Linked DNA regions of Homo sapiens: region 2 is linked to region 1. The links are chromatin loops, found by intact Hi-C in ENCODE. Cell type or tissue: ascending aorta. All regions are shown on one strand. Each heading gives the region's core, and the rest is flanking DNA. Links, peaks and the distances in the headings are about the cores only.

Region 1 (7,672 bases), core at 1,047-6,046:
GCCAAGTAACTTTGCAAAGATTATATAGTTAGTAAGTCATGGACATGGGATGGAACCAAGACAATCTGGATCTAAAGTTTGCACTATGGACAACCAAACTTCAATCTGACGATTTGGCTTCTCTCCTTGGTGACTGGGAGGTGAGTTTCACAGGGAGGGAGGAGAGGTTGGTGTGGGAGGTGTCTGTCTGAGGTGACAGGGACTCAGTCTTTCTTTCTGTATGTGTGCATCATCTTTTCTATACGTGGTGCTGGGGGTGTCTACTGTCCTGCTAGTGAAACTTCCAGTCTCTTGTTCTTCCAGATTCTCAGTGTTTCTGGAACAGGTGAACATTTTTGGATGCTGATACTCAAGTGCTTGGAATTAGTAGTACTTTGATGGACTGTAAAGGTGGCCAAGGAAAGATCTGGAAAGCAGATATGGCATTCAGGGCGGCTGGGTCTCTGAGGAGCATGCCTGGAAGCTGGCAAAGTGAAATGATCTGGATGATCTGGCAAAGCACAGGGACACAGCAGTGGGTGACAGATGATGGAAATATGCCGGAAAGCTTGAAGACAGGGAGTGGCAACTGGGAGGGCTGAGCAGGCAAGAGTGGAAGAGCCCAGCCCTGTGCTCAGATTCTGGGACTAGACTTCAGTTCCTAAGAGGCATCGTAAAGGCAGGTGAGCACCGTTGATAGAAGAACTGAACACTACTCCAGCTTGAACATTAGTCTATGGATCCTTAAATTCTCTTTGAGTAGTAACAGAATTGGCCAAGTATTAGCCTAATCTTACAGCCGAGGGCTAATTCGTTCTAAATGTGGAAATGGAAACTTTGGGGATAGCATGCTTTGCTGTCATTATGTTGAAAAAGGAGACACAAATGACTTTGCCCAAAGAAACATTTCTGCTGAGCAAAATGCGCCAGGAGGCAAGGTTAAATGTTAAAAGTAAAAATGTTATGAAAGAAAAAAAAATCCAGTAGTTTTGCGTTTTTTTTTTTTTTTTTTTTTTTGAGACAAAGTCTTGCTCTGTCGCCCAGGCTGGAGTGCAGTGGCGCGATCTTGGCTCACCGCAACCTCTGCCTCCTGGGTTGGAGCAATTCTCCTGCCTCAGCCTTCCGAATAGCTGGGATTACAGGTGTGTACCACCACACCCGGCTAATTTTTGTATTTTTAGTAGAGACGGGGTTTCACCATGTTGACCAGGCTGGTCTTGAACTCCTGACCTCAGGTGATCCACCCACCTCGGCCTCCCAAAGTGCTGGGATTACAGGCATGAGCCACCATGCCAGGCTGATTTTTTTTTTTTTTTTGAAAGGAATGACAATGTCCTGGCAGGGACTGAAAAATAACTGTGTGTGTGTGTCTGTGTGTGTGTCTGTGTGTGTGTGTGTGTTTGTGTGTATGCAGGAGGATGTAAGGAACTGGGAAAGTGATTAGGAAGCTTTTCCTGAAAAGACAGCCTCCAAACCATTTGAAAGTGAGAACAGCAACAATAACTATGATTTAATAATCATTAACTTTTTAAAGTATACTCAATGAATGCAGAAGATTAAATTATTTTAAGAGATTTGAAATTATTTCAACTTATTTGGCTGCTGTGTATTTCATTTTGTGGCCTAGGGCAAATGACTATGCAAACTCCAGTTGTAATTCTTTGAAAGGAAGTGGATAGTTGGACACTGATGAATGATACTATGCTCTTTGGCTCACCATTAGAATTATATCACCACGTGCTCTCTCCCCGGCTCTCGGCGGTGCTCCCTTAGCTTCTTATCAGAATCCTGTGGGAAAGATCCTGGATCAAACATTTCTATTGTGGAGAAGATTCCATCAAGAGTGCTTTTCACTTGTTCTTTATTTTATTTTACTTTTTCCCAAGAAGATGGCCACACACAGAGAGAATCATGCTTTTAATTCGTAGAGGAACATTGCCACCTGGATGAAAAATTACATTCTGAAGGCTCAATAAATGAGTTTTATTTCCAACTTTGCTTGTGACTCACTCTCTAAGATGCTTTTTCTACATCTGTGAAATGGAACAATTAATTTCCACCTGTGTCACAGTAGTGATAGAAAAAATGTGTTACAAAATACCTGCAGTATACTTCCAGCTTATTTTGGAGGAATATAAAATATTACCATTATGTGGAATTGATAAAGCTTAGTACACAAGTGTGAATTTTTATAGCATTACAGCATGATACATGGAGAAGAAACGGACAAATTTAGATTACAATATATACTGACATAGATTCTCTGGATAATAAAATAATTTCCCAAAAGAAACTTTGAGAATCAAGAACAAAATAAATATTTATATACAGTATTCACAAATTCTTAAATATTCTTAGCAAGAATACCCTAGGCCAGTATTTTCCAAACTGTATTTATAATGCTGTTTTTATAGTTTATTATAATACATTGCATGAGAAATTAAAAGGTAGTCAATGAAGAATATGTTTGGTGCTCAAATAAGTTTGAGAAATGCTAGGTTGAATAAACAAAGTTTAACAGATTTCTCTCTGTGCATTTTACCTTTCCAAAAGTGAGGAATGGTTTGTAGCATTTCAAAACTTCTTTGACAAGGGAATACAGTTGGGAAAAAGTTGTTATGGACCAGAAATAAATGTAAATACACTTATGTTTAAAATGACTGCTCAGTTTTTGGTTGCTTAAGTGTCCTTGGTAATTAGTGATACTGAGATTAAATTATCTTGCTACTTTTGTATACTCGCTGTTAATTTAAAAATAATATATTAATATCTGTTAATAATTGTGAGATTTTTAACAGCCTGACCACATACATATGTGAGGATACTGACTATATGATATATAATTCTATTTTTATGTCCACAAATATTCTATATATTTATATAAATTATATATATTCTATTTATACATACATGCAAAATTATATGATTCTATTTATGATTAAATATATGATTCTGTTTATATAGATTATATATGTGTATACATGCATATATGAAGAGGGTATAATCCTATTGAGTTGTTTTCTGGGCCTCCTTTCTGTCCATGTTCAAATTTATCCTTCCTTTTCTGTGTGTTTATAAATCGTATAGAAATGGGAAGTAGAGGATTTTAGGGGAAGAAGCAATAAGTATTATTAATGGAAGCCTCATAAGTCATGCAGGTTATGTTACTTTCTTAATTGTGAGGTATTAAAAAAATCACTTTTTGCTCCTTGAAATTAAAGAAAACTGCAAAAAGCCATGATATTCAAGGTTGTTTCAGAAAGTAATAATAGACCTGTCAAGGAACATTAAGATCCTAAAATATTCTGTCATTAGATGTTGTCTGTATTTGGAAAGGGTTATGAAAGCTCTGGCTGGAGAAAAATGTTTTTGACTTGGCTCTTTGGAGACTTGCTGGTTGAAGTAGCTACGAAATTTAACAGCGACCCCTGGAGGCTAGCATCGGAACTGTCACCGGCATAATTTCGTTGTTTTTAACTTTTCAGTTAAAAAACTTTTAACTTTTCAGTTAAAAAAGAAAGCAAGCGTTCTTTGGCTGTCTCTGTGCCGGATGCAGAGGGCACAACTGCTCTGTGGCACAGCCCTCTGTGATCGGCCGCGTGAGGGTCCTGTCATCTTGTCTTTCCCTTGTTTCTTCCTTCAGGGCGCTAGGGACACCACCAAAATGGTTTTATCTGATGATTGTGTTGCTCCAGTCTCTTGTGTTGTGCACGAATCGTTTTGAACAGGATGAGAAAACTCTTCTTCTCAAATGAACGCTATTTCTCTAATGAGAATGCGATCAACATTTAAAATCTCTCCCGGGGAAGGAACTGAGAAGAAAACATTTTTTTTTCCCCCTTGGGAGTTTTGTGACTTATCTGCCGAGAATGTGAAGTGTGGGGGGTACTCAGACATTTTACTCCAAAAGCCATTTCAGAAGGGCTTATTTTGGAAAAACATTTTCTATCTGACAGTTTGTGCTGCTTCTATCTTTTCATTTCCAAGTACGAAATGAGGAATGGTTTACATAAGTGCCACCGCTGTTCACTCCACACAGAGCTTTTAATAAGAATGAATTGTTATTTTTGGAAACATTTTGGACTGTTTATCCAAATGGGATAAATATTAAATAGTTTTTCTTCAAACATAATATGTATGTATTAAAGACAAGCATCATATATCCCAAAAAGAATATGAAGGAAAGAAAAATCCACCAAGGTTGTAAACTGAAATGATTTTTATTATTGGTTAGGTTTTTTTGGGATTTGGATTTTTTTTTTTTTCTTAGAGACGGGGTCTTTCTCTGTTGCACAGGTTGGAGTGCAGTGGTATTTGCATAGCTCACTGCAGCCTCAAACTCCTTGGCTCGGGGATCCTCCCACCTTAGTCTCCTGAGTAGCTAAGACTACCACCAGTGTGCTTCACTATGCCTATTTTTAATTTTTTTTCTTTTTTGTGGAGATGAGAGCCTTGCTATGTTGCCCAGGCTCGTCTTGAATTTCTAGCATCAAGTATAGGTCTTTATAATGATAGCCTTCTTCTCTGAGTATCATAGGCATGATGCGTGGAGTCTTTGCATGTGGGACAGAGTCCTGGCTCTGTCACTTTCAGTCCAATGACCTTGAACAAGTTGTTTGCGCTCTCTGTTATCTGTAAAAGAGGAATAAAACTATCTGTCCAGGCCACATTTTAGAATTCACATTGTATTAAAATCATATGTACTCAGAATACGGTTAAGGACCAAACCACTGTGTGTTTGTATTGTTGTTATTTTTCTAATTCTTTGTGTAGTGTAGAAACTGACTTGGCTTCTGGTGTCTTTGGCAACAGCAGTAAGTAGTAGAACAGTGAAAAAGGAGCATTTATGCTGTTCTCCCACAGCATAAATGAGCATGCAGGCAATTTGGAGCCGTGTCCCAGAGCAAATTGTCTTTGCTGATGAAGGAAGAATTTGCACCTGGCAAGAGAAAAGGACAGGGGGACTATTTCAAAGATCCTTCAGACATTACTAGAGAGTAACACCTTGTTTGAGCTGTACAGACGAACAGAGTTAAATTCATACCTGAGGAGCTATTGCCGGCAGAGTACTGTACAGGCATTTATCTTAAGATGAGTTTGGCATGGGGCTGGAGTGGGGCTGGTGGCCTGGGAGATGTCAGAGAGCACTGGTGAGCAGTAAGTTGACAATGGATTGGGAAGCATGCCAGGTTGAGGAGCATCCTATAGAACCAATCTCTCCTTTTATCCCCCAAATACAAGTCTGCAAGGGATCAAAAGTGGGCTATATTTAAATAATTGGCAAACAAAAATTGTAAAGTTTTTGTATTGAAAGGTCAGTGGTGGTAAGACAAAATGTCTTGTAAATTAAGATTTTAAGAAGTGCATTAAAATGTTTTACAATTACTTTCTGAGATTTCTGTATATCACACTAAAATTTTTTATATCATGTTAATAAAAGTCATTGACCTGGTAAAAAAATAAATAATTGCCTTTAGACAAAGCCTCTTTGGACTTACAGAACAAATAAAGGCAAGAAGATTTAAAAAATAGCACCAAACAACCAGATTTCATTGTCTATACTGACTATCCAGTGATGCTGCTTAAGTGAGACACAGTTCTTAGCTGTTGGCTAAGCAGAGATTTAATTTAATTTGATAAGAAATAGGCAGTTAAAGTAGCTGATTTCTTCCTTGTCTGGCAACTGCTCTATATTTGCCCACATTTTATAAAAGAATTTTGTGCTACTGGCAGTGTGAGGAGCTTGGCACAGCCTTTAGTACATATTAAGCTCTCAATACATGCTCATTAGCAATATTATTATTAGTATTTACTGTCATCATCAGTGCATGTAATGGCAAGGGGAGCTGGCTTTAGGGACAACTAGATCCAGCATATCAAACATGATCTTTCTCATTTCTGCCTCTGCTTGCTAACTTCATTCTCTCCTGACAGCTGCTTCTCCACTCAGCTCTGGACATGGCAGCAGGCAGCTCTGTCTTCTCACCTTTGTTATAACCAGACAGATAAACACACAATTCCCCATTAGCTCAGGCAGGAAAGAACCCTGATTGGTCTGGTGCAGCTCATGTGCTCACATTTTGGACCAATTACCAATCAGTTTCATTGCAATATTTTGTAAGTTGTAAAGACACATGAGAATACGTGGTATTATAATTATTAACATCATTATTGTTTCTATCATCTCTCCCTTCTGTAACTGGCTCACTGCTACTTCAAAATTTGGTACAGATGTGGCCTTTCCAAGAGACTCCTTTTCACCTCTTCAGGACGGGAGGTGTAGCCCTTCTTTGTGTTCCATAATACTTGGTGCTTTCCCTTGTCCTTGCATTTACTGCTCTAGGTTCACCCCTCGACTCTGAGCTCTTTGAGAGAAGAAGATGCTTCTTCATCTATAAAATAATAATTTTGTCAATAAATATTTATTAAGTGTGCTAGAAGACAGACAAATTTTTGTGACAGAGACACGCAATTAATTGTTAAGTATTATTGGCTACTTAATAAATATTTATTGACAAAATTATCATTTTATAGATGAAGCATTGAACTAAATTCGTACTGAACCAAGGATGCCCCTTGGAAGTTATTATTTAAAATAAATCCATGAACAGGGTCTGTTACCCTGTAATTTGTTTCTGCCAATCCTATGACTATATACTACTGTGCTGAGGCAAAATTATCTGAAGATCATAGCCAGAGTTAATGTTAGTTGAACACTTACTATGTGTTGGACTCCTTTCTAAGCACTTTACATGTTTTAACACACACAGTCTTTGCAAGAGTGGCTTGTTACTATTATTATTCTCATTTTACAGAGAGGGAAATGAGGCACAGAGAAATTAAGTAACATGCATAGGGGCACCCAGCTAATACATAAATGATAGAAATGGATTTCAAATGTAATTAGTCTGGTTTGAGAGCCTAGACTCTGAATTATAGACTCCTAGTGTGTAATGTTTCCTGAAATGAATTTTAATAATATAATATCCATACAGACACACCTTTTTGTTGGTAGTAAGGGAGCAAACTCTCTAATTCTTTCTTCTCTACTTTGAACTGATCTCAATCACTCACATCAGCAGCACCACCACCAATATTAAAAGAAACCTACTAAGCTAGCCTGTTAAGTGTAGGATACAGTGGTAGGTACAGGAACAAGAGGTTCATGACATAGCCTTTGCCTTCAAAGAGCTTAAGGCTGAGCATGGTGGCTCATGCCTGTAATCCCAGCAATTTGGGAGGCCGAGGCAGGCGGATCACCTGAGGTCAGGAGTTTGAGACAAGCCTGGCCAACATGGTGAAATCCTGTCTCTACTAAAAATACAAATTATTAGCTGGGCGTGGTGGCGGGTGCCTGTAATCACAGCTACTGGGGAGGCTGAGGCAGGAGAATTCCTTGAACCGAGGAGGCGGAGGTTGCAGTGAGCCAAGATCACACCATTGCACTGCAGCCTGGGGACAAGAGCGAGACTTCATCTCAAAAAAATAAAAAAGCTTAAAATCCTGGTAGAAATATGGCCCATATACATAGGAAGATAAACACCTTTCTGGATAGTCTGTGCTAAGCACAAAATGAAATACAGACAATAAAGTGTTTGGGAGTAGTTATGGTATTTTAAAAGGTGGCAGAAAAATCTGGATTGAAACCCGTGAGATGAGGCACACTCCAGTAGACTGTCAGTTCCTCAAAGAT
Region 2 (7,672 bases), core at 933-5,932, 96 kb before region 1:
GAAAAGTTATCCTTGGCAACCAGGATCATTGGTTTGCTATATAAAAGGAGACCCCGGACTGTTCTATTTTTATTTTTATATAATTTTTTCTTTTTCTTTTTTTTATCAGACAAAGGTTAAAGCGTGACCCAGACTGTTCTAACACCTAAAGATTCAGCTGCTTGACCCTGAGTTTGCTTTTCGTTCCCAATGATAATAAGGACACAGATGGCAAGACACAACAGCGAAAGTGTAAGGGCCGCAGCATTTGAATAAAAAGGTGGAATGTGCTTTAGGCCATGTGCGTGGTGTCTTCCCTTCCCAGCTCTCTCTTCGTGTCTTTCAAGAGTCTCTTTTTGGCAAGGCTGCCCAACAAAAGGAAATCTGACATTCCTTATGACACTGGGGAAAATTAAGGGAAAATAAAAATGCTTCTAGATCATTTCAAAAATTCAGAATGAAAGTAGTGATATTGAGTCTCACCTGAAAGCAAAATGTGTATTTTTACAAAGTATCATTAGTGAAAAAAGAATGATAATGAGAAAGAGAATAATGAGAAAAGAATAATTAGTCCCTAAAATGACAATATTTGGGCACACTTGAGAAGTAATGACATAGCTGCTGATTTCTAATTTTTATTCTGATATTAGTGATTTCTTCAATCAAATGGAGTTCCCTGCCTTTATGGTGGTTCTTTTTTCATAAACTGGGTTCGGGCAATTTCCAGAATGAGGCTACTATTTTCTAAATTCCTTTGTGATACTAAATTCCTTCCTCTTTTCTCCTAAAGGAAACAGTGGCAGCAAATGTCTCACTTTGAAGCTACCAAGGAAGCATCTATTAATTTTGTGAATAAGAAAAATAGAAGAGCGCGATCAATGATAACAAAAAAACCTTCCTTTTTTGGCTCTTAGGTTTTGTGTAGCCATTTCCTGAGTCAGCTTTAGTTCTCTTTAGCACCTGTACTATTATAGAAATTGTTTCTAGAATTGGTCATTCACATGTATATTAGAAACCTCTGCACTGACAAGTTATTTAAGATTTTTTTCACTTTTTTTTGACATGGTGTCTCACTCTGTTGCCTAGGCTGGAGAACAGTGTCACGATCTGCGCTCACTGCAGACTCCGCCTCCCTGGTTGAAGCGATTTTCCTGCCTCAGCCTCCCGAGTAGCTGGGATTACAAGCATGCACCGTCATGCCTGGCTAATTTTTGTGTTTTTAGTAGAGACAGGGTTTCACCATGTTGGCCAGGCTGGTCTCGAACTCCCGACCTCAGGTGTTCTTGAGATCGCTTGCCTTGGCCTCCCAGAGTGCTGGGATTACAGGCGTGAGCCATGGTGCCCGGCCTCACCCTTTTTTTTTTTACTGACTGACCATCAAGTGACATCGGCAATTCAGGCAATGCTTTGTATTTCTGACCTGTAGCATAAGGACAAGCAGCCCAGGGAAGCTCATTCTCCACAAGGCTACCCAGAGTTCCCAGGGAACACTCTGTTCCTTCATGAAGTGCAGAAATGAAGAATAGCCTGAGATGTGCAAGGAGTTTTTCAGAACTTCTCTTGTAGAACGAAGATCCATTTTTATAATCTCCTGGTTTATGAAAGCCCAAGGTCACTTTCAACATGAGGCATCATCCAGTAACTGCTGGCAAGTGTCTGGAAGAGTCATCTACACATAGAAAGTGGGAGAGACTCAGACTGCAGCAGGGTTGTTTGCTCTCATGGTTTTTGTTTTTTTAAACCCAGACACGACTTGTTGGATTTCTTTCTTATGAATGAGTTCTTCTTAAGGCACTGACTCAAGCAGTTCTATTTTTTTTCCTGCTTGAAATTACCAAATTCACTCTTATGCTAATCAAATAAAAGGTTGTTACAAATTACTTTCTGGTCTTTCTCTGTGGAAAATCACCGTGTAGAGAACTTGCAGACTTCTCTTATGCAGAATAGAATGCATGAACTACTTGGGAGATAGATTGTGAAGAGCAAAGTTTGGCCATTAACTTGGGATCCACCAACCAACAAAGACTCCTTCAGGCTTCATTCTTCAGCCATTGGTCCTCAAGGGTGAGGAGATTCTTTTTAAAAATGTCATTTTGGGCCGGGTGCAGTGGCTCATGCCTGTAATCCCAGCACTTTGGGAGGCTGAGGAGGGTGGATCACTTGAGGCTGGGAGTTCGAGACAAGCCTCAGCAACCTAGCGAGACCCCCGTCCCTACTAACAATACACAAAGTAGCTGGTTGGGGTGGCATGCGCCTGTAATCCCAGCTACTTGGGAGGCTGAGGCAGGAGAATCGTTTGAATCCAAGAAGCAGAGGTTGCCATGAGCTGAGATTGTGCCACTGAACTCCAGCCTGGGTGACAGAGCGAGACTCTGTCTTCGGAAAAAAAAAGTCATTTTAGCTTATATCTAAAGTACATGAGTCCAGGCAAACACAAGACAAGAACAGGAACTTTTAGAAAGTTCAAGTTCACGTACCACTAAGGAAACCTGGAGAAAAGTATCTCATAGTCTCTTTTTTCTAACTATATTCAGAGATAATCAAGTGCCTCTTTGGTGCAAGATGTCAAATTTAGTATATACATAATGGTCAAATAAATGCTGTATTTTCCCATTTCATTTTTGTGTTCTCTTTTCTGTCTCATGAAGGTTTCTGTAAAATGTTGCACTTCAGACTGCTGCTTTAAATTCCAGTTTTGCCATCTTTTATACATAGGAAGCAGCTGGAAATAAAGCAATGCAGTTTAAATAATTGAGATATTTAAGTGAAAGATGTGAAGATTGAGGTTTCTGCTCAACAGAATAAACTGTTTCTGGTCCCGGTTGGCTTTTTCATAGATGATGATTCTTTGCTACATGGATTGCAATCTGCGGATCACAGCCGTCCTTGTAATAAGGTAGAAGTATTTTCAGGATCACATCTTGGTCCTGATAATTTAAAAAGATCGGCAAACCAGAAAGGCCAAGGACTGAGGTTTTGGATGCGTGAGTCCTTCAAAACGCCACTAGGTGACGGTGCTGCACCGTAAGTGCCAGAACCCGCTCGCCGTGGTGCTTCCAGGCCGGGAAACGTTACCGCAGAGAGAACTCGGATGACTGACGGAGCCGTTTAGGTTGGCCCAGCAGAGGTGGTCTCTCTGTATTATAGATCTTGTAACCGAATTTTCTACTTAGCTTTTGTTGAGGCTGTAATTCATTAAGTCATCAAACTATTGTTTGTCTTTCTAAAAGCTGTGATGGCTTTTTTTGAAAAATTGTCCAGGAACTGTAAAGCCAAAGTTTAGATTTTGTAAAGATTATTAGTAAAATTTTATTTCATTTTATTTATTTTTTTTTCTGAAATGGAATCTTGTTGTGTCACCTAGGCTGGGATGCAGTGGTGTGATCTCAGCTTGCTGCAGCCTCTGCCTCTTGGGTTCAAGTGATTCTCTACCTCAGCCTCCCAAGCAGCTGGGACTACAGGTGTGGGCCACCACGCCCTGCTAATTTTTGTACTTTTAGTAGAGATGAAGTTTCACCACGCTGGCCAGGCTGGTCTCGAACTCCTGACCTCAGGTGATCCTTTTTTTTTTTTTTTGAGACAGAGTCTTGCCCTGTCGCCCAGGCTGGAGTGCAATGGTGCCATCTTGGCTCACTGCAACTTCCTCCTAGCGGGTTCAAGCGATTCTCCTGCCTCAGCCTCCAGAACAGCTTGGATTATGGATGTGCACCACCATGGCCAGCTAATTTTTGTATTTTTAGTAGAGACAGGGTTTCACCATGTTGGCCAGGCTGGTCTCGAACTCCTAACCACATGTGATCCACCTGCCTTGGCCTCCCAAAGTGCTGGGATTACAGGTGTGAGCCACCATGCCTGGCCAACATACAATTTTTTTTTGAAAATTATCTGGGTGTGGTGGTGCACACCTGAGGTCCCAACTACTTGAGAGGCTGAGGCAGGAGAATCCTTTGAGCCCAGGAGGTCGAGGCTGCAGTGAGCTGAGATCGGGCCACTGCACTGCAGCCTGGGTGACAGAGTGAGACCCTTGTCTCAAACAAACAAACAAAAATCCCATTAATTTGTTTTTCCTTGAATGATTAAGTTTTTCCCCCTGTTACTCATGGAGATTATCCTTTCCTTAGGAGAATTATGATCCTAATTAGAAACTCATAGTTACCCCCAACTGACATTTAAAAAGCAACAGTTTGCATTTGCAGTATAGACCATTTCAGGTTCATGGTAACTTTTGCTTATTTAAGAAGTAAATATATGGAAATTTGTCATTCGTTCTGTGAAAAAAGCAAGGGAGAAAATATTCCCAGAATCAATGATTCATAGTTATTTTTGTTAGGGTGAAAAACCATCTCTTGAGAAGGACAATAGTTCAGTGAACAAATGCCACAGTGCATGGGATGACACAGGCTATACTCTTACCTGAATGGAGGAGGAGGAGGAAGTACGTTTTTTTGTTCAAGGACAGTTTTGATGCAATTGAAATATTACAAAGTCCTACTCATTGTTCATGAGTAATTTGATTTTAATGATGATCCTTTGTGTAAGATGCATATATTCTGACAATGAACTCCTCTTTCTACTCCCAAAATGGAATGTTTGAAGTCTCCTATTATTCCTTTTTTTTTTTTGATAGAGTCTCACTGTGTCGTCCAAGCTGGAGTAGAGTGGCACGATCTGGGCTCACTGCAACCTCCGCCTCCTGGGTTCTAGATTCTCCTGCCTCAACCTCCCAAGTAGCTGAGATTACTGGTGCATGCCACCACACCTGGCTAATTTGTTTTTGTATTTTCAGTAGAGATGGGGTTTCACCATTTTGGCCAGGCTTGTCTGGAACTCCTGGCATCAAGTGATCTGCCTGCCTCGGCCTCCCAAAGTGCTGGGATTACAGGTGTGAGCCACTGCCCCCAGCCAGATTCTCCTGTTGTTCCTTATTAACATTTTCTGTATCACTTCCACAACTTGGGCTTATTCTAAGTGCCAAATTCACGTCTAGCAATCAGAATGTACTCTGACCCCTTCCCCAGGGACAATTTTCGGGGTGTTTGTATTGATTTGGAGAATGTTAGAGGCGAACATAGCAATAAAGATCATCTAATCCCTTATTTTACAGGTGGAAAACTACATCTTGAGGAGTTTAGTTACATATCTGATAGGTTGCAGTGCTCCAGCTAGAACTCAGGAAAGACGAGAAGGTACAAGAAAATGTTGATGAAGAATTGACTGTGATAGCCGTGGAACACACCTTGTTTAATTTTAGTCCTCACAATAATCTTATGTCGTTGGCAGATCCCTATTTTTATTCCTCCACAGCTTTATTGAGAAATAATTGGCAAACAAAATTGTAGAAGTTTAAGGTGTACGATCCATGATTTGATATACATATATATTATGAAATGACTACCACAATCAAGTTAGTCAACATATCTATCACCTCACCTACTTACCTTTTTTTTTTTTTTGGTTTTGTTTTGTGGTGAGAACATTTAAGATCTGTCAGCAAATTTCAGCTATACAAATTGCACGCATTAAGTACATTTACAATGTTGTACATCCGTTACTACTATCCATTTCCAGAACTTTTTCATCATCCCAAACAGAAGCTCTATGCCCATTAAATAATAACTCCTCATTCTCCTTCCCAACTGCCCCTGGTAATTTCTATTCTACTTTCAGTCTGTATGAATTTGCCTATTCTTGATACTTAATATAAATAGAATAATAAAATATTTGTCTTTCTATGTTTGCCTTATTTCACTTAGCATAATAGTTTCAAGGTTTCAAGGGTTGATAGCATGTATCAAAATTTCATTTCTTTATTATTATTATTATTATTTGTAGAGACAGGATCTCACTATATTGCCCAGGCTGGTCTCGAGCTCCTGGGCTCAAGCTACTTTCCACCTTGGCCTCCCAAAGTGCTGGGATTGCAGGTGTGAGCCACTGCACCCAGCCTCATTCTTTCTGATTGCTGGATAAGATTCTGTTGTATGTATATATCACATTTTGTTTATCCATTCATCTGTCAGTGAGTATTTGAATTGTTTCCACCTTTTGGCTCCTGTGAATAATGCTGCCATGAATATTGATGTACAAGTATCTGGAATGTAATTTTATCATGCCCTCAGTGTGTATTTCCTCCCATTATCCTTCTCCTTAAATTTTTTTTCTAGCAATTCCATCATGTTAGTATTTTCTGGTTAATCTGAAAATAGTCTGCTGGATTTCCTCTCTCTAATGTCAAATGCTTTTAAAGTTTTGTTTTGCGTAATATCAGAATTGATATTGGTTCACTATTGAGACTTCCCATTCAAGTATTATGTCTTGCCTCTCTATTATTCAGGTTTAAATAATTGTGCCCTCAGTAGAGTTTTGAGCATGTTAATATTGTTCCTCTGCATTGTTTAAGACTATTCTTAGGTATGTTCTTTGATGATTATTTACTTATTTATTTATTCTGAGACAGAGTCTCGCTCTGTTGCCCAGGCTGGAGTGCAGTGGCGCACGATCTTGGCTCACTACAACCTCCACCACCTGGGTTCAAGCGATTCTCCTGCCTCAGCCTCCTGAGTAGCTGGGATTACAGGTGTGTGCCACTATGCCTGGCTAATTTTTGTATTTTTAGTAGAGATGGGGTTTCACCATATTGGTCAGGCTGGTCTTGAACTCCTGACCTCGAGTGATCGACCCGCTTTGGCCTCCCAAAATGCTAGGATTACAGGTGTGAGCCACCGCATCTAGCCTTTGATGGCTATTTTTAGTGGAATATTTACCATTTTATTTTCTACTGCTTATTGTTGGTATTCTAGAAAGCCATTAATTCTTGCATAGTAATGTTATTATTGATACCATTCTTTAATAATATTTATATGATAAATCCTAAACTGTTAGTTAATGTTTTAAATTGGTAGTGTACTTAGGATCCTTCTCTGCATGGATTGCTTTTGTACTTACTAAATATATATATTTAACAGAAAGAACATTTGCTTTAAAAGATTAAATTGTTGTTGCACATTATCCATATGTAGGGAGTAGCAGCATTTATCTTAGAGGCAGATGGTTTGTTTTTTTCTTTAGGCAAAATCTTAGTGGATCTTTTGGTTATGGAAGTCTTAGACTGGTGAAGATTGAAAAAAGGAAAATGAAGCCATTCTCTCTAATAAAGTAATACCATGAACATTCTCAAATTCCTTTGCTACATAAAGAGGGATGGGATGGGAAACCCCAAGGTTGAGAAAAGAAAAACCATGGGGAGAAACGGCCCCAGTGGGGAGCAGAGTCCCATGCAAATATGGCTGCTAAGAAATTCCCTTTAAGGGAATGTCTGAGTGACAGTGATACCTAGTATTAAATTGTAAGTTGATTTCTGTTCTGTGCTCTGTTGTGATCTGTTCTAAAATGAAATACATTAATAGAAAATTTGAGGTATAGTAAGGCCAACAGTTCAGGAAATGATTGCCGCTGAAAGATAAATTACTCACAGTTTCCAAGAGGAACTCTACAAATTCCACGCATTAAGTACATTTACAATGTTGCACAACCATTATTACTATCTTTATGAATTTGCCTATTCTTGATACTTAATATAAGTAGAATAATAAAATATTCGTCTTTCTATGTCTGGCTTATTTAACTTAGCATAACAGTTTCAAGGTTTCAAGGGTTGACAGCATGTATCAAAATTTCATTTCATTTTTTTTTT

The links. Hi-C counts contacts between places; a loop is a spot of excess contacts. Peaks named below come from ENCODE experiments on the same cell type or tissue, not always from the same donor. Only the 100,000 strongest peaks of a DNase experiment are listed, where the experiment ranks them.
Region 2: a loop joins it to region 1, with 8 times the contacts of the local background. A loop is called at or near these places in 62 of 110 quality-filtered maps.

What each region holds. Positions count from the first base shown.
Region 1 is chr18:958,345-966,016 of GRCh38, forward strand. All of the region lies in intron 1 of LOC107985165 (a long non-coding RNA gene), which reads left to right. Among named protein-coding and RNA genes, the nearest start is that of LINC01904, 34 kb to the left of the region's middle. In ascending aorta, for the core only: a CTCF peak has its summit at 3,432 (motif pointing left); a DNase peak (open chromatin) is centred at 3,441; H3K4me3 peaks cover 944 bases; H3K27ac peaks cover 428 bases.
Region 2 is chr18:861,986-869,657 of GRCh38, forward strand. No RefSeq gene overlaps it. Among named protein-coding and RNA genes, the nearest start is that of ADCYAP1, 39 kb to the right of the region's middle. In ascending aorta, for the core only: a CTCF peak has its summit at 2,990 (motif pointing right); a DNase peak (open chromatin) is centred at 3,006.